Regions from separate parts of the Homo sapiens genome. Here regions 2 and 3 are each linked to region 1. Evidence: chromatin loops called from intact Hi-C (ENCODE). Cell type or tissue: Calu3. All regions are shown on one strand.

Region 1 (8,000 bases):
ACATAAACAAAGTGAAAAAAAGTACAATACAGATAGTCAAGAAAAGATTACTACCTGGAATATATAAAGAATTCAAATCATAAGAAAGTGAGAGAAAGAAAAGAGTGATCCTAATACAAAATGGACATAAATAGGCAACTCAAGATAAGAGTGACCCCAACTGGCCAATAAACATGAAAATATATTTAGCCTCACTACTAATCATGTAAATGCAAAGTTGAGATAAAATTTCATAATCATCTAATAGGCCAAATTTTAAAAGCTTGACAAAATGAAGTGATGGCAAGCTTGTGGGGAAACAGGAACCTTCTACCCTCCTGGTGGAAACATAAATTTATCCAACAATTTTGAAGAGCAATAATGAAGTACCACGTTGCCCAGCAACTCCACTTCTAGATATATACTCTACCAGCCTTTCTCAGCAGAGATTCCTTCGTGATAACCCCAGAACACAGAAAATGATCTGGCTATGCCCTCAATTCTCCTAAAGCTGGTGCACCTGTGATTCTAGAGACAAAGGAGAAAAAGCAATTCACTAATATAATGGGTGCCTTGGGGCATTAGGACTCATTTCTCTCACAGACACCAGTTAAGAAAGGCTGATGGGGAAATTCCCACATGCATATGTAAACACACAAGGACCTTTTATATAGCATTGTTAATAATAACAAAAAAGATAGAAATGACCTAAATGTCTATCAAAAGTTTATGGTCATTCCCCCAAACACCAGTTTATGACTTCTGTTATAGCCAACATGTATTGGAAGGTTTTTGTTTGACTAGCTTCAGAGTCCTCTTGAATGTGGTGTGCTATAAATACGTGTTCCCCTAACCATGGAGCTGTCTTTGACCTTCTGCTTTGTTTTCACTTCTCACTGACACAACCGGGACTTGGGTAGCAACAGATGGGTCCGCCTTGAAAAGGTGAGGGAAAAGGAATCGGACAGACTGGTAGCAAGGGTAGAGAAAGAGTATGAGTAAGGGAACAGGCACCTGGGGCCATAGAGGTCAGTCCTCTATATAAGACCATCCATTTAGGCCTGCGAATCTTTAAAAGAGATCTAAACCTGAAAACCTCTCTGAATATTTTGGGCATTTAAAGTGTGTGCCTAGAACCTAGGCCAACAGAGAAGCTAAAGACCAGGTGGTCATTGCAGGGCTTGGATCTAGACAGGCAGATGGTGTAGCAAATATCTAAGGGGAAGAGGAGGCTGAACCATCAGAGCTATGACTGTAAGTTGATTCAGTACCAAAGCCTAAGCCTGGCAGCAATAGTAGCAGTAGGCATTAAGTACAAGTACAAGGGGACTTTGAGTGGAAGTGGTGGTCAGACCTGCCTGACGTGTGGTCGGGAGAAGAAGAGGGTGTTTCCCAATGTGCCAATTGAAAAGGCTGCTTTCCAGTTTGTGCCAATTTGTGCTAATGGCATGAATTGTCTCAGAGGACAGGGCAAGGATGTGACTAGAGAAAGCAGAGGAAAGTGAGGACAGGATACAGTCAGGAAACTCTACAGGTTTCATTTATTTTCTGAAGATGGAATCCCTTAATCCCGCCATCGCTCAACAAGAATTATTGAGGATCTGCTGGGCATTGAACACTGTGCTAGGGTCTCAGGACACAAAAATAAGACGCAGATCCTGTCTTAGGAGCTGACATATCAGGAATAAAGAAAGGCATGTAAAGAAACAATGGCAGTGTACTGGGAGAAATTAGATCACAAAGGAAGAATCTAACAGTCTGAGATGGAGTGGTGGGGCTGGGTAGGAGGAGCCAGGAAGTTTGGGAAAGACTGTACAGAAAGGTGTTTGATATTTCAAGGACATCTTAAAGAATGACCCTGAGTTTGTTTGATAGACAAAAAGTTAAGATTCAGAGGGCTGACAGAATGTTTTAGTGACTTTGAATTCACATTGTATGGCAAAAGAGTTTGGGTACAAGGCAGAAGAGACATGGTACAAGGCGAGAGATTGTGCTAGAAATGTTCTTGGGCCAGGCCAAGAAGGACTGCATGTTCTGCATTAAGGAACTTGGAATTTGTCCAGATAGCAATGGGGGAGCCCCTGAAAGACTTTAAACAAAGGAGAGATGTAATCATGTATGCAGTTTAGAAATATCACTGAGTGTCTACTAAATAGAGTCTGAACTCCCCTCTTTCCAAACTCTCCATGGATTTGTTCCACTGTACTATTCAAATGTATTTTTTACTCTCCCCTAACACACATCCTCCACCAAGGTCTATTGATTTCTGCACTGTTAATAGTGTCACCCGTTTCTTTTTTTTTTTTTTTTTTTTGTGACGGAGTCTCGCTGTGTCACCCAGGCTGGAGTGCAGTGGTGCAATCTCAGCTGGCTCACTGCAACCTTTGCCTCCTGGGTTCACACCATTCTCCAGCCTCAGCCTCCCGAGTAGCTGGGACTACAGCCATGCACCACCACACCAAGCTAATTTTTTTGTATTTTTAGTAGAGATGGGGTTTCACCCTGTTAGCCAGGATGGTCTCAATCTCCTGACCTCGTGATCCGCCCACCCCGGCTTCCCAAAGTACTAGGATTACATGTGTGAGCCACCATGCCTGCTGGTCATTCCCATTTCTTAGCCTATAGTCATGTGATTTCGTCAACACATTATGCAACTGTGGTAAGAGCATAGGCTCTGGAGTCACACTGCATGGCTTTGAATACTGTCCTCTTCCTTTGCTAGTCATTCTTAACCTCTCTTCATCTCAGTTTCTTCATCTAAAATTGGGGTAGTAATGGTGACTACCTCATAGGGTCACTGTGAGAATTAAATGACTTTAATGTGTAAAGGCCCTAGAAAAGGATCTGGCCAGGTAGTTAGCACTCAATAAAAGCCAGCTATTTTTATTCTCTTCTACATATCCAATTACCTGTTTGATGAGACCCAGTTTAAATCCCATCTCCTTTTTGAAAACTTGCTAGACTTTTGCCAATTCTTATGACTTTTCATTTTATTACTATTTTCAATAGGTAAAACATCATACAAGTATTTATATTATGAGTCTGTCTTTTATAATTCACTGTTTCCTTAGTTCATTGATTTCCCAACTCAACTATAAGTACTTAAAGAATGAAAAGTATCTCAGTCTGGAGCATGGCTCTGATCACAAGTAGACACACCGTATACAAGATTGATTAAATTCATCCCTCTACAGGAAAACTATAACTGTGAATGTAATGTGTTTAAAGTGTATTCACTACCTAAAATTTGTGTTTAAAGTTTAATCATTGCCTAAATAAAGTGCCATATCTTTATTTCAGAATTATTCATTACTAAGTAAGTAAGTGTCCCTCACTAAAAACTAAATGTTATTCTTTATAAAGATTTGGCTTAATATTCTAACTCTAACTCTTAATCCCCCTTTTTTTTTAGATGGGATGTCTTGGGAGCTGTCATTGGTACAGAATGTGGAACGATAGAATCAGGCTTATCAATGGTCTTCCTCAAAGATGGAGAGAGGAAATTATGCACTCCATCCATGGACACTACCGGTTATGGGAACCTGAGGTTTTACTTTGTGATGGGTAAGTACATTTTCACAAACTTTGTTCACCGTGGGGCAAATCCTAGGCCAGCACCTATTCCTGAGGAAGTAAGATTGTTTGTTGTCAACTACGTAAAATGAAAATTCATGAAACGTGAGCTCTCCAGACAGAGCAGAAGCCTGTGGTACTCCCCCGTGTTTCAGGCCAGCCCCGCTGGAGCCAACCTAAAGAGATCTAGTCATGGCTTGCCATGATGAGGCCTGAAGAAGAAATGCCATAATACCTTCCTTCCACCTCTCCCTCCATGGTCATAGCTGAAAAGACAATGAGAGATAAGCTAAAACAAAGCGATTTCTTTTTCCCAGCTTCCCCCCAAAAATAGTCATCAAGGTGAGCCTTTGTTTTCATGAATATCTCATCATTGCATAACTCTTTTGTAGTAGGAAGCTGAGAAATTTAGGTTAATACTTTAATAATACTCTCTATTTTCTAATATGTTTGCAAACACATTAAGAAAAACATGTGTTCATAAGTTATAGTTTTCTTCAAAGTATTGTAGAGCAAATAAAGATAGTTGGAAAATTACCCAAAAAGGAGTTAGAAGGTTGAACTTTGTGACCTCCAAAGTTAATCCTTTTAGTCAACAAGAGCCACAGTTACATATTCTCTCACTGATGTCATTCCAGAAATGTGAGTAGGTGTCACATGCCTTCTTTGTTGAGTGACTGGAAAAGCACAGGCAATATCTGGAAGTGAAACAGGAAATAAACACTGTCTACCTTTGAACTTACTAGCAAAGATGTCAGTTCATCAGGACAAACAGATCTCCTGAGTCTAACTTCAGCATTGACGATTTATTTCTCTTGTATTCCTCACTTCACCTTTTTGATAATCATACAGCTCAGGGTTGCATGGGAAACCTCAGATTGTATCATGCTCTCAAGCATATTACCTATGTGATGCTAACTCATTTTCCATAATTATGTGTTTGATAACAGAGAAATTGTGCATATAAAATAAAGTAATATAGTCTCACATTTAAGGACAACCTCACCTTCACTCTGAACTGGTTTGTCTATTTAAAGGCCCAGAGCTCATTTTCTTTACATAATTAGAATTCAAACTGGCTCTCATTTTATCAAAAGGGATTCCTGGAAAACCTTAAGCCCTCCTCCAAAAAAGTTGTAATAAACATTTAGTATGCCAGCCTAATTTAAGTTTTTTCCCTTTTCCCCATTTTTGACACAATGTATTTCATACCATATTTTGATTTTATTATAATAAATTAACCATATTTGGTGATTTATATGAGATTAAGTCATCATTATATAAGTTCCTTTATATAATTGTCTTTATATAAGATTAATCTTTAATTTTTTCTGGAACAAAGCATATTATTAATCAATGAATTAAAACAGTATTACTATGATGGGGAATTGATTTGAGTGAGCCCAAAGAAGTACATTATCCCAAGTAAAAGCCTCTTCATTCAATTAAAACAGTAAGGAATGCCTACTGAATATAGAGCCTTAAGCCAGGATATATGGAGAATACAAATGGGGAGAATAATGTCACCTAAATCACAGAGTTGCTGGTCAAATGAGTTAATGTATGAAAAGCACTCAAAACTGCCAAATAAATATTTAGACTCAGTATATCTCTGTTGTTATTGATATAAAAATTAATCTGAGTTCCCACCCACAAGTACCATCTGACTATAAGGTAGAATGCAGTGTGCTGTAATGGAATGAAATGCTATGAGAGTATAGAGGAAGCTGTAATTGCAGTGGAGGGATTAGGGTAAAGCTTCATGAAGGAGATGGCATTTGAACTCACCCTTGAAGGATGGGCATGATTTAAATTTAAGGAAGAGAATTCCAAGCTAAGCCATTATGAAAAAAGGGCACAAGAATAAAGGTATGTCATATGTTTGGGGCTGGGTGATTTTCCCAATATAGATAAGTGGAAGCACGTAAGATGGAACTAGAAAAGCAAATTGGAACCAGAATAGTGTTTTCTTTAATTCCTACTAAGGAGTTTGGATTTTCTTTCTCTAGGTAGTGTGGAGCTATCAGAAAATTCCTGTTAGTTCAGCATTACATTATCACCTGTGTTTTAGAAAAGTAATTCTAGCAGGAGTATGATGGAAGATTGAAATAATCAGAAATTAAAGGGCAAGAGATCAGTTAGGGCAGGGTTGCTAGATTTAGAAAAGAAATATATGTATAAGAGAGTAAGTGTGGAATAGAATATTTTGATGTTGCTTATGTTAAGATCAGGTTTCTGGAATGCCATATGAAGGGAGAAATTCTATTCAGAATTCGAATCAGATTCGAAAATCATCCATATGCAGGTGATAACTGGAGCCACTAGAACTGCTATGTTCTCCCAAGCAGAAGGTAGCATAAGACAAACAATTCTTAGGGAGAACCCTCATCTAGGTATAAGTAGAGGGGAAAATAGTAGTAAAGGAGACTGAGAAAGAACATAAACAGAGGTGGGTGGAAGGTGTCATTGGAGCCTACAGGAGGAAGGAAGACAGTGGTTTGGGGGTAATGGCAGGGAGATGATCAACAGTGTAAGGAATGCCAGAGAGAGAGAGAGAGAGAGATCAACCAGGATAAGGGCTGAGAGGCCACCAGTGACTTTGGAGGGAGTTTCCCCAATGGTGTGGTGCCTGGAAAGCCCAAGTATAATACATGGAGTTAAAAATAAAAATAAAAATGTGTCACTGAAAGAGGAGGATGGCTACTTCAAGAGTTTTATCAGTAGAGAGAAGAAAAGAAATGGTGGCCAGATCTTGAGGGAACAGCAGCACCCAGGAAAGGTGTTTTTAGGATGGGATAGATGGATAGGATAGGGTAGGGTGGCATAGGGTAGAGTAAGGATAGGGTAGGTTATGGTAGGATGGAATATGGTGGGATACGATAGGGCAGGATAGATAGGATAGGACTGGACCTATAGAAAACACTTTAAAACTTTCTTGGCTGATGGGAGATAAAGCCATATGGAAAGAGATTTAGAATGAGATAGTTATAAGTAGCCCCTCACTAAATACAGTACCTTAGGAAAATCAGACTGATTGTTAATCTGGATTACATCACAGTCTCTCCCTCTCAGGCCCTGACTATATGTTCTGCCCTTGGTTCACATCAGTCTGCTGTGAGCATATTTCTGGAAAACTTGCTCAACTTTCAAAGTTCAGTTCAACGTCTATTTTCTTTATTCATATATTGACGTATTCAACACATTCATTGAGGACCAGTACAGAGCACTGTTCTTAGAACCAGAATGCAGTGTATTAGACAAAAAATAACCTAAGAGACATCAACTCATTCGTGTATTTGTTTATTGTTCCTCCAACAAATATTTACTAGGCATCTGCTATATGCCCAGCTCTTTTAGCTCACATTGTACCCTTTTCTCTGAATTTTTACTGCAATTAGGGCAGCACAACACAGTTTACTGCCTATTATTATTCTTTAAAAATGACTTAAAACAATATTTAAAATATTTTAAAACTGACTGCCCCGTTTGTTTTTATTGAAATCTTCCTGCACCTTAATTTCTGTACAAGATGCCTCTGAGTCACACCTTTCCACAAGGTGCCAAAGGCTATGAAGCTGAAGAAGAATCCATATCTCCCTGTAGAAGCTGCTGTCATTGACACTTCACAGAACTATAAATTGCTCCCGGAAGAATCTTTCAGATAAAATCTGTCATCATTTTAAAGTCTTGGCTCCTTTAGGACTTTTTTCTTCTGCCATTCTGGGCTGGGTGTGGCTCTCACGTGTGTTTCAGTTATCTCTGAAGGGCAGATGCAGTTCATGAACTGTTCTTAAGAGAGCAGAGAGAAGTTACAGAAAACAGATGAATGAAATTAGAGAAAACTGATAGTTCAGTGCCTGCGTCATTAGGTATGGTGCACTAAACCCACACTGCCTGTGATTATTCACCTTTTTTGTCCTTTTTTGGTAAATCCTTAATATATAATTATAAATATCCTTATATGTATATATTGTCATATATACGTATTTATATATAATCCTCAATTTAAAAGTTTTGTTTTCTATTAGGAATTTCATTTTCACGTGGATTTTTTCTCCAGAGACCATCAATTACAATGGCTTTAGTAGCTGTATTTATCATAACACTGAAGCATGTAAGGAAATGCTTGAATATATGATATAAATGTCAAAATCATAAGATTTTTCTCCACAGGTTGTTGAACAGTAAACATTATTAGGATGAGATATACATTGTCACCATACTTGACTTCTCCATTCTCAGTTCAAATTACCTAATCCAGTAAATATTTATTATATGCCAAATTACATGTGCCTAACATGTGTAGCATGCCAGATTTCAATGCTTTGCAAAAACCATCCTCCAAGACTTACCTATTGAGTGGTAGTAAAGGTTTGAAGTCAAACAGAATAACATTAAAGACATGCTTTACTTTGGGACTATGGGCACATTATATAACCTTTCTTGGC
Region 2 (8,000 bases), 92 kb before region 1:
GACCACTTATAATAAAGGACTTTTGGACAATGTTATGTGTCTATTCTGGCATTTTTTAAAGGTTTGGATCTTCAATTATTTTCTGAAATATCATAAAATATATTACAACTAAGGAGTAGCTTTCAAATCAATTTATTATTTATTGAGACACTATTACCAGCTTTGGCTTATGTCTTGGGTGGACATATTTTCTGCTTTTGAGGAGCCTATTTCTTCTTCAGAGCAAAGATGAGTACTTAACACAGAGAACAGTTCAGCATGCTATAAAAATAAGCAGTGGATTGTGTAGTTTAAACCAGTGAATTTTAAATCTGGCTTTCTATCAGAATCGGTCAAGGAGGTTTTAAAAAATACAACTTCCGGGCCTCCACCCTCAGAGATTCTGACTCAGTGGGTCTTTCTAAAATGGCCCTCTCCTGCTGATTGTGATGTATATGTTTCAGTGAAAGCTTCCATGTGTCCAGATAATTTAGCAAAGGTAGATGTCCATTTCAATAAACAATTTAAAGTAAAGCATTTTATAACTCATTCCCTTTATTGAGTTGAGGCCTTAGTCACCAAAGTCATTTAATGTAAAGTAGGCAACAATATTTCTGCAGATATTTTGTTATACATATCTAATTATTGTATTGCATAGTAAATATTTCTAATTAATAATTGTCATAACTTTTCCTACATTTAATTTAACCAGTTTATTTCACAACCTGTGAAATAATTTGAAAAGTTCCATACTGTGTAGACAGGGTTTTTCTTTTCTTTTTAACACTTTATAACATGAATACAGAGAATCCCTTTTGCAATATAGCTAACGTTAGGCATGGTAAACTATCATGATATCTTTTTTTTTTTTTTTTCTTGAGGTGGAGTCTCACTCTGTCCCCCAGACTGGAGTGCGGTTGTGCGATCAGCTCACTGCAAGTCCGCTTCCCAAGTTCACGCCATTCTCCTGCCTCAGCCTCCTGAGTAGCTGGGACTACAGGCACCCGCCACCACACCTGGCTAATTTTTTTATGTTATTTAATTATTTTATTTTATTTATTTTATTTTTTTTATTTTTTTTTTGAGACAGAGTCTCGCTCTGTCCCCCAGGCTGGAGTGCGGTGGCGCGATCTTAGCTCACTGCAAGCTCCGCCTCCTGGGTTCACGCCATTCTCCTGCCTCAGCCTCCTGAGCAGCTGGGACTACAGGCGACCGCCACCACGCCCGGCTAATTTTTTGTATTTTTAGTAGAGATGGGGTTTCACCGTGTTAGCCAGGATTGTCTCGATCTCCTGACCTCGTGATCGGCCCGTCTCGGCCTCCCAAAGTGCTGGGATTACAGGCGTGAGCCACTGCGCCTGGCCATTTTTTTATTTTTTTATTTTTAGTGGATACGGAGTTTCACTGTGTTAGCCAGGATGGTCTCGATCTCCTGACCTCGTGATCCGCCCTCGTGATCCGCCCACCTCAGCCTCCCAAAGTGCCGGGATTACAGGCATGAGCCACCGGGCCCGGCCACTATCATAATATCTTAAGAAACAAAACAAACAACAAAAAAATCCCTTCGGTCCTCATCTCCATATAAGATCTCATTTCTCACCTTTGCAGCTAACCTTCTTGAAAGAGCAGTCTGCACAGCTGTTGAGTCTAGACTCTGAGGCCAAAATCCCTGAGTTCATCTATAGACACTCCTTAGCACAGTGCCTTAATAGCAGGATGTTCTTCGTAGATATCAGCTTTATTAGGATTATTTTGGCCTCTCCTTCAACTCTCTTAGCTCTTAAAACTCTTTTTCTTATTTCCTTAATGGAATGCACTTTAACTCAGTCACCTTTGCTAGCTTGTCTTCTTCCACCTGTCCGTTAAATATATATTTGACTGTGCATTTCACTTCTTTCTTTTTATTATTTATTTAGAGACAGGGTCTGACTCTCTTGCTCAGGCTGGAGTGTGATGTTGCATTTCTAGCTCACTGCATCCTCAAACTCCTGGCCTCAGGTGATCCTCCTGCCTCAGCCTCCTGAGTAGCTAGGACTACAGGCGTGCACCACCATGCCCAGCTAATTTTTAATGTTTTTTTTAGAGACGAGGTCTCCTACTATATTGCTCAGGCTGGTCTCAAACTCTTGGCCTCAAGTAATCCTCTTGCCTCAGTCTCCCAAAGTGCTGGGATTACAGGCATGAGCTACTTCTCTCAGCCTCACTTTATACCTTACATTCTCTCTGAGTGACTCGGTCTTCCTTTTGTAACTCCACCACCTCCTGCTTGATAACGATTTCCTAATTGATATACAGTACAAATGTCCCTCCTAGCTGTAGTTCAGCACTAATAGAAGTATAATGTAAGCCCCGTGTGCAATTTTAAATATTCTAGTAGTCACATCTATAAAATGGAAAGAAATAGATGAAATTAATTTAATAGTGTATTTTATTAACACAGAATATGTAAAATATTAAACATTTGGATATAATGTGGTCAATTTAAAACTATTAATGAGATATTTTACATTTTGTGTACTAAATCTCCAAAATCTAGTATGTACTTTACACTTATAGCACATCTTAAGAAATATTTGGCCTGTATTAAGAGTTCATAAAATTGACAATTGAAATGTAGATCCACATACCCAGTGTTTCTTACCTGCTTAAAGATCTTCCAGTAACTGAATTGAGTATCAAAAATCATTTTCCTTTAATGTCCAGATCCACCTTGACAAAATGTTTTCATTTTTATTAGAAGAGCTGATTTACCTTTAATGCAAAAACATATCAGTTTCAAAACTATGTCCAAGTATTATTCTTGTGTCAGCATAGTATTATTAACATGGAATTCACAGAAATATTGCATACATTGAAAAGCAAGTCTAAAATAATTAACATCAAGACATTCTTCAAATTTTTCTTGTAGGTTTTTGCAGACAATTTAGAAGATACTGGAAATTACAGTTAAAATCTTCTGGAGACACAATTCACGTTAGGAAATTCATGTGTAAAACCATTATTAATTTGTATTTTCAAAGTTTCAATTTCAACATAAATTTTCCTACTTTTCCAGCTAGTTTGCAAATAAACCCTTGTTTTCCTTGAAGCTTCAGATTTGGCTTGTTCATATGCACTGTGATACTGGTGAGAGAATGTATATCATTGTGCCAGGTTTTTGTTATTCATTATTGGATAATTGGCAAGTATTCCTTTTGTTTCAAGAAAATCTTTAATTAGAGCTAACAATTCAGTGAATCTTTGCAAAACTCTTCTCTGATTTAACCAATAAGTGTTGGCACAAAATACAAGATCATTAAATTTATTGTCTTCTATTTTTTCAAGGGTTCCAGAAACTCCTAAAAAGACTAAAAAGTCTGTAGCCATTTGATTTGCTTAATGTGACTTAAGTTTTATAACTGTGTTGTGACTCTTTATTACTGGATTTTGCTTTCATTCCTGATCAGTTGTCTTTCTTCTTTCCTCTCTTGATTCAGCTCCAACAGATGTCACTGTGCACCCACATCTAGGTAAGTGTTTAAGACTCTGATGTCATTAACTTTAGTACTTGATCTACTTGTTTGGCTTTTCTGGCTATACGAGCAGATGTTATAGAGGCAAGGAAGCTGTCCTCTCTGATCATTGATCAGTCACTGAAATTGGACTTGGGTACGGATTATACTTGAACACAGAACCTCCTTGAGGAAACATTCATGCTGCCCAGCGGGGGGCTCATGCAGGAACTTTCACACCTGTTAGTACCCTCAGCCCTGAGATCCTATTGAGTGTAAGCTTTTGCATTCTAATGCTTAATTTTCCCCAGAGTCCCTCATAATACTAGATGCCCATCATAAATATTAGAGCATGGAGCTAGTGGGCAAGAAGCCATGAATGTGGAAGAACTGAAGTCATTTAAGATTTGGGATTTATGCTCAAATTAGTACTGAATTGTTAAGAAAAAGAAATTATTTTGTCATTTCTTTAAAAATTGAACTGAAGCTGGGCATGGTGGCTCATGCCTGTAACCCCAACAGTTTAGGAGGCTGAGGTGGGAAGATCACTTGAGACCAGGTGTTTAAGACCAGCCTGGGCAGCAGAGCAAGACCCCCATCTCTACCAAAAAAAAATGTTAAAAATTAGTCAGTGTGGTGGTTGTGCACCTGGAGTCCTAGTTACTTTGGGGGCTGAGATGGGAGGATCATGTAAACCAGGATTTCAAGGCTGCAGCAAGCTATGATTGTGACACTGTCCTCCAACCTGGGCAGCAGAGCAAGATCCTGTTTCTTTAAAAAAAAATTGAAATGAGACTGTTTAAATAAATACCTGCTTCTTAAAATGGCACCATGGATTTTTCATAATGTCATGCTCTTAGTGGCCCACAGTTCTTGAGGCAGGGTATATAGTGGTTAGGATCACAGATTCTGGGAAACTGCCTGGGTTTATCTCACTTTTACCACTTGCTAGCCACACAATATTGAGCAAGTTACTTAACCTCTCTGTGCCTCAGTTTTCTCATCTGCAAAGTAGAATTAATAATAGTATCTATCTCATAGGGTTGGTATAAGGAATAAATGATTTTGTTTTCATAAAGTGTATGGTAAATAATATAGTGGTGTTTGGAAGTAAATCAATACACAAACAGGTATCCAATGAGGCTTACCCATTGCCTTTGTAAATAAAAAAGTCTCTAGAAAACAAGTGATCTTTAAGCGTTAATTTTCTCATTTGTGTCAGTGAAGATTTATTTTAAAAGCAATTTCCTACACTATAGTATTTAATAAGAATGAAAAGAAATCATCCTAGCTGGTTGCAGCCTTTTCAAATGTCTTTCACTATGGGACTTTCTAGATAGGTCAGTTATTTGTCTCTTGGGCTTTTCCTTTCAACCTATAAACCCAATTAATTTATTTTTCCTCTTTGGAAAATCTGCCTTGAGAAGCTCTACTTTTATGTAATGCTACAGCTTGGGGCTCCTCTTATTTGGCAGACAAATGCAAGCGCTTAGAAGCATGCCTTCTGGCAGCCAAGACAGGCTGGTGACCCGCAGTGGCCCAGCCAAGTCTCGGCCAGATTGGGTATCTGAGAGAGCTGTACCCTGTAGGCATCTGAGGCACTGCATCTCATCGCTCAGAGGAATCATTAAATCACTCCCATGCACAGAATACATCACAGCGTTCTCTCCAGTGTATATCCATATTCTCCCTGTTCTCATGCCTGAGGCTTCGCGTCTGAGCATCCAGTCCTCTCAGTACATGCTGATTCACTGGTTTCCATGACTTCATTACGTGCTTGCCTGCTGGCCTACCTGGTATAAAGGAGGCAAGGACTGCCATGGCTGGGGATGTCACCAAAGAGAATGTGAAATTATGCTTCCTGATATTGGGAAGTAATTTTAATTACCCAGTGATTTCAGAGAATTATATTTGAGTGAGCCTAAAAAACATAAAAATATCACCTTTAAAAGAAAAAGTTATGAGAGTTTTTTGTTAATCAGATATTATTTTAATTTTTCCAAAAGACAGTCTGTTAGCTAGTTCAAACAAAATTGTCAAGACCCAAAGAAGTTAGAGTAGCTGGAACAAACTTCCTAAGCAAACCATGAATCAGATGAGAGCATTGTTAAAGTACTAAATTAATTTTTACAACATGAATAGAAATAATTATCATTTCTCACACAACCTTTAAAATAAGCACACTTACACCGTAGCCAGCCATGAAAGTGAGTTTACTTATTCATCATCTATTCAGCAGAAATATGAACTCTACAGTTGGTGAAAATATTGCACTTGACATGCCCAAAGTTCTTCTAGAACTTAAAAATAGGTATTCAATATACCTCAAATGTGTAGTGATAATATATTTAAAACCATGTATGGCTCCCTGGCATTCCTCCTGACTTCTAAATTGATTTTATTTAGGAATTTTACTTATATAGATAAATTCTCTTATGCAGTTCTGAAAGAGAAAAAAAGTTCACAAATTTAAAAACATTCAGTAAAAGATGAGTGAATATAGGGAAGGAGAGAAAGCAAGCCAGGGCAAGAAGGATAGTGGGAAAGAGAAGAAAAAATGGGTTAGTAGATTACAGCAATTTTAGCTGAGAATAAATAGCCAGAATGTTCTATCCAATTCCATGCTTTAAAGTGAATTAGACACTGACGCTGTCTGGGCAGTCTCTTGGAAGCCATGGATGAGTATATGTTGAAATATGGATATATTAGTTCATTCTCACGCTGCTAATAAAGACATACCCAAGACTGGGTTATTTTTAAAAGAAAGAGGTTTAATTGACCCACAATTCAGCATAGCTGGGAAGGCCTTAGGAAACTTACAATTGTGGCAGAAGGGGAAGCAAACACGTCCTTCTTCACATGGTGGCAGCAAGAAGTGCCGAGCAAAAGAGGGAAATGCCCCTTATAAAACCATCAAATCTCAGCTGGGCACAGTGGCTCACGCCTGTAACCCCAGCACTTTGGGAGATCGAGGCAGGTGGATCACCTGAGGTCAGGAGTTCAAGACCAGCCTGGCCAACATGGCGGAACCCCGTCTACTAAAAATATAAAAATTAGCCAGTCATGGTAGTAGGCACCTGTAATCCCAGCTACTCAGGAGGCTGAAAGAGGAGAATTGCTTGAACCCAGGAGACTAAGGTTGCAGTGAGCCAAGATCATGCCGCTGCACTGCAGCGTGGGCAACAGAGCGAGACTCTGTCTCAAAAAATAAAAAAAAACCATCAAATCTCATGAGAACTCACTGTCATGAGAACAGCATGAGAGTAACTTGCCCCCATGATTCAATTACCTCCCACCGTCCCTTCCACGATATATGGGGATTATGGGAACTACAATTCAAGATGGAATTTGGGTAGGGACACAGCCAAGACATACTGAAGGAAGACAAGTCCCGAATAGCCTCTCCTTGTAGGTTGGTGCTGATTTTGGCCTTCCTGCCTTGCCTGCCTAGTGATAGCTTCATAGATTTCCTTTTGGGGTCTTTGGTTTTCCCAACTTCTAGGTGTTTAAACCGCAGAGCTTTTTACCCTTGTCCCTTAGTAGTTTGAGGGACAAAGCAAATATAATCAACTGCTCATTTAAAATTTAGTTTTAGGATACATTATTCTTCATAAATACAGCATGTTGGCACTTGTGTTTAGCTAAATGTACTGTTGTAGTATATTTCTTTCCTAAATACTTCCTTTTTCTTTTAGCTGAAATACATAGTGACAGCATTATCCTGAGAGATGACTTTGACTCCTACCACCAACTGCAATTAAATCCAAATATATGGTAAGTTACAGGAACATTCCTCACTTTGGTTTGCTTAATGTAACAAATGATGCTGACTGCTCCTTTAAGGAGCAGTTACTTAAAATTAAGTTGATCTTTAGTGCTAAGCTATCAGTGAGACTTGTTAAGCTATGGAACTGGGCTTAATGTAGACTGCATATAATGTCTATTACTTGACTTCTTTAAGAACTGAATCCAGGTTCTCCTCAAAGCCATGAGTGTGGTTAGATTTTTTTTTTCAGTTTTGCAATATCCTTACATAGAAAATATTATGCTATTATATGTCTAATAATTTCATTTATGCCAAGCAAAGAAGGGAAATGGTTTATCTGAAATGACAAATGATTTGAGTCATACTTCCAAATAATTTCTAAATTATTAGGTCAACTCATTATGTATACTCCAGTCTTTCCTTCAAAAGCTGTTTAAGTGTAACTCTGTGGGATTTTTGAGGGGAAATAAATAATGAGCCAAAATTCACTCATTAAAAGCTTGTCTAATACATAAATGGATGCATGAATTTGTTGGCAATCTGTTGCATTTTTGCTGACTTTGAAGAAATAGGTCTATCGACCCAGAGTTACAATGAAAATCAATTTGCATAATTTGGAACAATATCTGAATTTGGATTTTCTATTATACTAAATGTTTTTTGTTTGGACAGAAGAGTTCAAGATAAATTAGCAACTCTAATGTAAACTAAGTTCAAGTAATGTAATACTCAAGACTAAAAAGAAAATAATCATTTCATCCTTG
Region 3 (8,000 bases), 75 kb before region 1:
ATCCCCACTCCCCCAGCGGCTGCTGATTGACTTGTTTGAATGAGAGATGAGAAGTGAAGTTTGAAGTGAAGAGAGTAACAAAATCCCTTCATGTGAATATAATGGTAGCTCAACCTTGATGAGAATGAAGCTTCTGCACTTTACCCTGGACCACAAGCACTATACCTCTGGAGCTCAACATGAATTGCATCAATTCCAATGTGCCATTGAACCCAAGAGGGTGAGGGAGAGCACAAATGAATGAATACCACTTTACCAGTGCTGTTAGCAAGTGTGTTCAATGTGGCTGCACTACTGATGACAGAGGGCATCAATAGTGTCTTAGTCATACAGCAACAACCCTCCAAAACCTCCCCCAACAAAATGGGAAGGAAAACCTCGTATAACTAAATTCAGAAGAATGTAAGGGACCACAAATACGTCGTATTTTATTAACACTTTACTTATGCAGCTACTATTGAACATCAACTACATATCCATAGTTTCTTTTTATGAATTAAATTATTGCACTATAATATAAACAGTGCCAGTATTTTATGTGAATGGGGAAATTCTTGATTTTTTTGAAAAATAATTATACCTAACAGCCAAAAACTAGAATCATCCCAGGTGTTCATCAACAGGAGGATGGATACACCACAGTGATATGTGCACACAATTGAATACTATTAACATTCGGCAATAAAGAGGAATGAATTATTGTCAGTCGCAACAACATGGATGAATCTCAAAAATTTTAAGTTGAATGAAAAGATGCCAGGCCAGGCACAATGGCTCACGCCTGTAATCTGAACACTTTAGGAGGCCAAGGCAGATGGATCACAAGGTCAAGATATCAAGACCATCCTGGCCAACGTGGTGAAACCCTGTCTCTATGAAAAATACAAAAATTAGCTGGGCATGATGGCATGCAGCTGTAGTCCCAGCTACTCGGGAGGCTGAGGGAGGAGAATCACTTGAACCCAGGAGGCGGAGGTTGCAGTGAGCCGAGATAATGCCACTGCACTCCAGCCTGGTGACAGAGTGAGCCTCTGTCTCAAAAAAAAAAAAAAAAAAAAAAAAAAAAAGGAAGGAAGGAAGGAAAGATGCCAGACCCAAGAGTTCATTCCAGTTGTATGAAATCCAGATTAGGCAAAGTTAACATGATAGAAATAAGATCAGTAGTTGTTTCGGGGACAGAGAGTTGACTGGTAAAGGGCATGAGGCACCTCTCTGGGGTGATGATTATGTTGTATATCATGAGAGGATGTGGGTTACATAGATGGATGCATTTTCAGAACCTGAGATCTGCGTATCTCATTGTGTGTAAATTTCCCTCAGTAAAAATTTCAATAAGAAGAAAGGCAATGAAAAAAATAAGACATAGGAGATATTTCTGGTTCATAACTTGAGACAGAGAGAGACTGCAAAGGAACTAAAACATGAATGGATTTTAGTTTTCTCAAGAAGAGTTTTACCCTTTAAGCAATTACAAAGTCAGAGAGGATCTTTGTTTTACTTAAGTTATCCCTTTAATGCTTATTTTCCGAAGATCACAGAAGGCATCCAGAGCTCTAATATCACCAGGCTCTGATGTTCTAGTGGGAAATGTAGAACTATTAAAAAACACAATGATAACTGGCAACTAGATGACAACAGATGTTTCCCCTCCAGCACAATGATAGAACAATAATAATAGCAGAGATGTCCTACTCAGCAGAGATCAGGGAAGAACAGGAGTTACTCCTCAGAAATAGCATCTTAGATGACTGGGTTGTGATGCCAACAGAGATGTGAAACATCAAGAAAGCCACAAATAAAGTTGTTTCAGGTCCTGTGGTACAAGAAGACCTCCATCAGTTGGATAATGATACAGAAAGGTCCACAATTTACAACAAAGGAAGCTAAAGCCATGATTGGCATTGCATTGGATTGCTAGAATCAAGAAAAGACTAGAACATTTCCATTTTCATATGTAAATGACAATATTACAGGACCGGGGAAATAGCGATCACAGACTCTGCTGCATCTGGTATTCTCCTGAAAATACTAATTTGTTGGAGCAATTAATATGAAATAAGGAAAAAGATTGGTGATTTGGCTTACTAAAATTCCTTTGAGAAACATAATTGTCTGAACAAATAGTATAGAAATACTGAGATTTCAAGATGATGGGTGAGTTATTCTAGCTGGAACTTTATTTAATAATAGCTTAGCCCACAAACGAAAAGAAGTCAAACAAGCAGTAAAACCACTTTATAGTTCATTAGTATCTTGGACAACCCCCATGCCATAAATAATAAAAAACAGAAGACTCCTCCATTTAGTAGCCAAGTGTGAGAACTACAATATAAGTGGATTTTCTAGGTAATCAGAAAGAAGTAAGACTGATGAACAAACAACTGAGAAATAAATTGGATAATAAAAGTATCTCCACTTTGCTCAGTGTCCAACACGCCCATGGGCAGTGAGCCGGAAAGGCAGTGCTGGTGAAAGGGAGCATAAACCTTTCATTTTCTCAACAGCAAGTGGCTACAGGAGATGGTGAATAGATGAAAAAAATCAGACACAATAAATATTTTCTCTGATGACATACCCTTGCCAGAACCTCTCGTATATCTGTGCATTTTCAGGTTATGGAATTATCATTTAATATTTGGAGTTTAATGGTTCACTATTTTGATCATATATGAATCTTTCTCTACTTTTTCTCTAACCTCCTCCCTCTTGATTTCTTCACCACTTTCTGCTCTCTCTTACTTTTTCTTCTCTTTTGTTAATAACTTTTTTCTCTTATTACAAAACTCTTCTCTGAGTTTCCTCTCTAGCTTCCTCCCCCTCATTCCCCTCTTTTTCTATCATGATGTAATTGCTCCAGGGAAAAGCTTCATCTACAATAGAAAGGTTAACCAGGGGGTGTCCAACTAATAAAATAAGGTGTGAATCTAGAGGTTTATTACTTCCTTGTTTAATTTCTGCTTTAGGTGGCAAAAACAAGAGCTCACTCAAAGGAATTAAATGTCAAGTACATTTGAAACAAGTAAGAAAATATTTCTTCAAGCAGCATGTAGTGGAATTTACCATAGTAGGAGGTCAGAATATTGTGTGCAGTAGTAAGATTTTAGAGGTGTTATTTTTAACCCAAATAACGTTTGTCATTCGTACCTGTTAATGAAGACGAGATCGAATTTTTTAACTCCCTAGAGAAATAAGAAGAGTTATCTTACCTTCCTCAGTGAAAAGTAATGAGAAAGAATGAGCTATAAATGGAGTTTGTCATTTTCGCATTTACAGTATGTGTTAGCTCCTTAGAAAAAAAGACATGACATAGTTGAAGGTAATATTCTCAGTCTTATACAATGAACTTTCCTTGCTGTTTCTCTAAAAAGATTCCACATTTACAAAGAGGATAGGATTTAAAAAAAATTAAGCTTGATCTTTCATTTCTTGAAAATGATCATGTAAATTGCTTACAGGTGTAATGGTCATGCCCTCTTTATTATAAAACAGCTATATTGTAAAATATGGTCAGAAGTTGAGTATTTGGTTGTTGAGGTTTGAATGGAAGGTACAAAGAGTTCTAGTGTCTCGGAATAAGTCAGCTGACAGCCCAGCTACCAAATGGCCGGCAAGGTCTGATTTACTTTGATGAATTCATCATTCCTTGATTTGGCCTTGCTTTGCAAGTTCACACCTCAGATTCTTCTTAGCACAGGCAGTGTGATCCGTACCTGGGGGTGCAGACACATTATCTTTGGGTCAGGAAATTACAAGAAACTTTTCTTTTCCTTTTTCGGTTTTAAAGAACTTTAAGTAATCAGAACAAAAGTTAAAATTATCTGACTATCTCCATTCAGAAATACTGGTGAATGTGGCTCAGAAATGCAAGCTTATAGAATGCCAGATTGCTTCTGGTGGAGCTGATCGTCAGACACTGACTCCTTCAGTGGCAATACATTATGGAGAGATAATATGATGTCCTTGGTCTTGGGGACAAATTACATGTATCTCAAATGATAATTTGATGATAACTGACTGTCAGTGAGTTTCTAGGTGATTAACTTGCTTCAGCAGAGTACCTGACTACAGGCTGAGTGATTTCACTGTGATCTAAAAAGAATGAGTCATGCCATTAGACTGCTCTTGAGAAAACAATATTTCAGTTATTTATTGTTATCAAGATGATGTCACCACCAACCATTCATAAATCTCTGGTTGTGCAAAGGAGCTCAATTTTCTCATTCATCCTCCTCCTCTTTCCTGCATCCTGAGAGCCCGTCTGAGTCACTGCTATGTGGGGACCCCAGACTACAGGGACATTTCACTTCATCTTCCTCTGTGCCCAATGAATGGGTGGTTGAGCATATTTTCATGCCTAATAATTTAAAAATCAGGATTAAAAAACCCAGTTATATCTTCAGAAGTATACTCTCTACTGTTCAAAGGTACCATCATATGTAATACTTTGTCCCATGAAAAAAAACAGCCACCTGAATAATAAATAAATAAAAAATAGAGAACTAATAACAAAATAACAAGCTTGCAATCTACCAAGGAGCTTGTTACAGTGGAAGACAAAACACTGGTTCAAAGCCTTTCTTTTTCTTTTATGTTTATGGTTTGATCCTAGTTTTTTTGGTCAGCAAGTACCAGTCTTTATATTTACTGATTCTTTTATGTTTTTGTTAGTGAAAAAAAAGAGATGGTGTACATATAAAATAGATTGTGATGAATTATCTAAGAATATATATAGCCAAAGGGGTACTGAATATGATTGTCGTGTACTTCAGCCCAGTGAATTCACTGTTAATGTTTTTTATGAAGTCCACTCATCGCTCTACTTTTTGTACATTTTTATCAGAAAAACAAAAAAATTACCCTATAATTGAAAAAACAGTTTTTAAGAAAAGTTATTGTAAATTTTCAAAATAAATGTTCACCGTCAAAATGATAAACATTCCTTGAAATGCACATTGTTTTTATAGAATTGGAATTTTTCCCTCACTAGCTGCATTAGGCAGAACGCAAACAATATTGGATAAGAAATCAGGCAACCTGAATTCTAGTCCTGTTTCATCATCATGAGGGAGTGATGAGATGCAGTGATATTTCAAGTCCCCTCTCACTTGATGATCTGTAAACTCAAGTAATAGATAAGCTTCATGTGGAACCTAAGCATGTGATAAATTGGTTCAGAGAAGGTTTAATAAGTTCAAGCTTTCAATGGTTTTTGAGGATTGCTAGCATTTCCCTTAAAATGTCTTTTAATCATATTGTTCATGGCAAAATATATTTTTGAGGTGGACAATCCATATGATACGCCAAGGTATTTGTCAGATTCTTATGTTCTGTTTTTCATATTGGGAAATATAAAAGGGGAAAAGCATTCTTAGATTACAGAAACATTTAGTATTACTTTTACTATTAGGCAGAGAAGCAATTCATTTCTGATCCTTAGGTTGAGAGGTCACATTCCTTTTCAAATTGAACAACAGAAGTCTGTTTAACTGGGATTATTGAAAACTTCCTTCTTCCCACAAATCTCTGAAGAATATGTTACCTAACTTTACAAAGCCCAACATTTTCCTGAGAACATGAGAAAGTGGAAAACATTTAATTGTGAGGTTACAGATTTATACGTCGGCAATAAACAACAGTAGTTTTTGTTTTTGTTTTTGTTTTGCACTGAGCCTAAAGAAAATTGAACCACTCATTATCCCGCAAATGAAATCCTAGTTCTTAGGAACTCATAGAACTTTTCCATAAAGGAAGAGTAGAATTTCAGATTACTTGTGGTCTTTATAGAGAACATTTTTTTTTATTATACTTTAAGTTTTAGGGTACATGTGCACATTGTGCAGGTTAGTTACATACGTATACATGTGCCATGCTGGTGCGCTGCACCCACTAACTCGTCATCTAGCATTAGGTATATCTCCCAATGCTATCCCTCCCCACTCCCCCCACCCCACAACAGTCCCCAGAGTGTGATGTTCCCCTTCCTGTGTCCATGTGATCTCATTGTTCAATTCCCACCTATGAGTGAGAATATGTGGTGTTTGGTTTTTTGTTCTTGAGATAGTTTACTGAGAATGATGATTTCAAATTTCATCCATGTCCCTACAAAGGACATGAACTCATCATTTTTTATGGCTGCATAGTATTCCATGGTGTATATGTGCCACATTTTCTTAATCCAGTCTGTCATTGTTGGACATTTGTGTTGGTTCCAAGTCTTTGCTATTGTGAATAATGCCACAATAAACATACATGTGCATGTGTCTTTATAGCAGCATGATTTATAGTCCTTTGGGTATATACCCAGTAATGGGATGGCTGGGTCAAATGGTATTTCTTGTTCTAGATCCCTGAGGAATCGCCACACTGACTTCCACAATGGTTGAACTAGTTTACAGTCCCACCTACAGTGTAAAAGTGTTCCTATTTCTCCACATCCTCTCCAGCACCTGTTGTTTCCTGACTTTTTAATGATTGCCATTCTAACTGGTGTGAGATGGTATCTCATTGTGGTTTTGATTTGCATTTCTCTGATGGCCAGTGATGATGAGCATTCTTTCATGTGTTTTTTAGCTGCATAAATGTCTTCTTTTAAGAAGTGTCTGTTCATGTCCTTCGCCCACTTTTTGATGGGGTTGTTTGTTTTTTTCTTGTAAATTTGTTTGAGTTCATTGTAGAGTCTTAAACGTTAGACCTAAAACCATAAAAACCCTAGAAGAAAACCTAGGCATTACCATTCAGGACATAGGCATGGGCAAGGACTTCATGTCTAAAACACCAAAAGCAATGGCAACAAAAGACAAAATTGACAAATGGGATCTAATTAAACTAAAGAGCTTCTGCACAGCAAAAGAAACTACCATCAGAGTGAACAGGCAACCTACAAATGGGAGAAAATTTTCGCAACCTACTTATAGAGAACATTTTTGGGGGTTAAATACCTCACTGCACTCAACCAAGTTAAATTGTTAGACACAGAGGCATTCTGAGAAAGTGAGGAGGGTAGGACTGAAAGAGCACTTATGCATTTAAGTATTGTTTCAAATTCTGGGGTAAGCCAGGAATTACTTTCCTTGGAATTTGAATGTTTATTTATATCCATAAGTTTTTAAAATTCATCTCGTCTTTCACATGGATCACTATTCTCTTCTTGGAAGCCATGACCACCAGTTGCCTTCTGTACGGTCTTGCCTTGTCTCCATTAGGATCATTGTGTTCATCATGAAATTATGATTTATCTTTCCCTTTATCATAATGGCATTCATATGTGTAGTTGTACAATACTTTATTGATAGAAAAAAATATTAGGAAGATCACCTTAATGGGCAGCACAGATTAAGAACATGCATAGAAATGAACCCCACCACCAATAATTATGGGGAAGTAAATGGAGATACACTTGGATTGATACACACTGAAGGATTATGATGATGGTTTGAGCTTTCCAGAAACTAGCCCATGGGCAATCTGATTGTTCCCCAGGGATTCATTCTTGGACCTTTTCTCTTCTTACTTTGTATATCCTCCCTTATCCCGAGGACCCTAAAGATATACACTCCCATGATTTCAACTATATCCTAAACTGTCATATCAGTCCCAATCTCCTTTCTCTGAAAGTTCAGCTGATCATCTCCAATTTTCAGTGTAACTAAAAAGCAGGCAGTTTCCAAGCCCTCTAATTCTCTAGAGTTGTATTGTCCAACATGGTAGGCACTAGTCACATACGGCTGTGGAACACTTGAAATGTGGCTAGTCTGAATTGAGATGTGCTGTAAGCATAGAATACACCCCATAATTTGAAGACAGTATTTAAAAATGTAAACATTGTAATTAATAATTTTTATATTACTTACATGTGAAAATATAATTGAATATATTGAGTTAAATAAAACATCTTGTTAAAATTAATGTTTCTTTTTAATGCAACCATTAGAAGTGGAAAATGAAAAAAGTGGCTTACATTAGGTTTTTATAGAGCAGTGGAAGGTGTCCACTTTGCTCCA

What was found. A loop is a pair of places that touch in the nucleus more often than their neighbours do. Peaks named below come from ENCODE experiments on the same cell type or tissue, not always from the same donor. Only the 100,000 strongest peaks of a DNase experiment are listed, where the experiment ranks them.
Region 2: it touches region 1 in a loop (4-fold over the local background); 3 of 110 quality-filtered maps call a loop at or near these places.
Region 3: it touches region 1 in a loop (3-fold over the local background); 5 of 110 quality-filtered maps call a loop at or near these places.

Annotation. Positions count from the first base shown.
Region 1 is chr7:103,656,919-103,664,918 of GRCh38, reverse strand. It overlaps RELN (reelin), which reads left to right. Exons shown (of 65, transcript NM_005045.4): 12 at 3,392-3,543. Among named protein-coding and RNA genes, the nearest start is that of SLC26A5, 210 kb to the right of the region's middle. RefSeq lists an enhancer at 3,119-4,318. In Calu3, no CTCF peak of the experiment used is centred here; a DNase peak (open chromatin) is centred at 4,218.
Region 2 is chr7:103,748,670-103,756,669 of GRCh38, reverse strand. RELN (reelin) reads left to right here. Exons shown (of 65, transcript NM_005045.4): 5 at 3,456-3,488; 6 at 7,166-7,244. Among named protein-coding and RNA genes, the nearest start is that of RELN, 240 kb to the left of the region's middle. In Calu3, no CTCF peak of the experiment used is centred here; no DNase peak of the experiment used is centred here.
Region 3 is chr7:103,731,740-103,739,739 of GRCh38, reverse strand. The region is part of intron 6 of RELN (reelin); the gene reads left to right. Among named protein-coding and RNA genes, the nearest start is that of RELN, 250 kb to the left of the region's middle. In Calu3, no CTCF peak of the experiment used is centred here; a DNase peak (open chromatin) is centred at 4,229.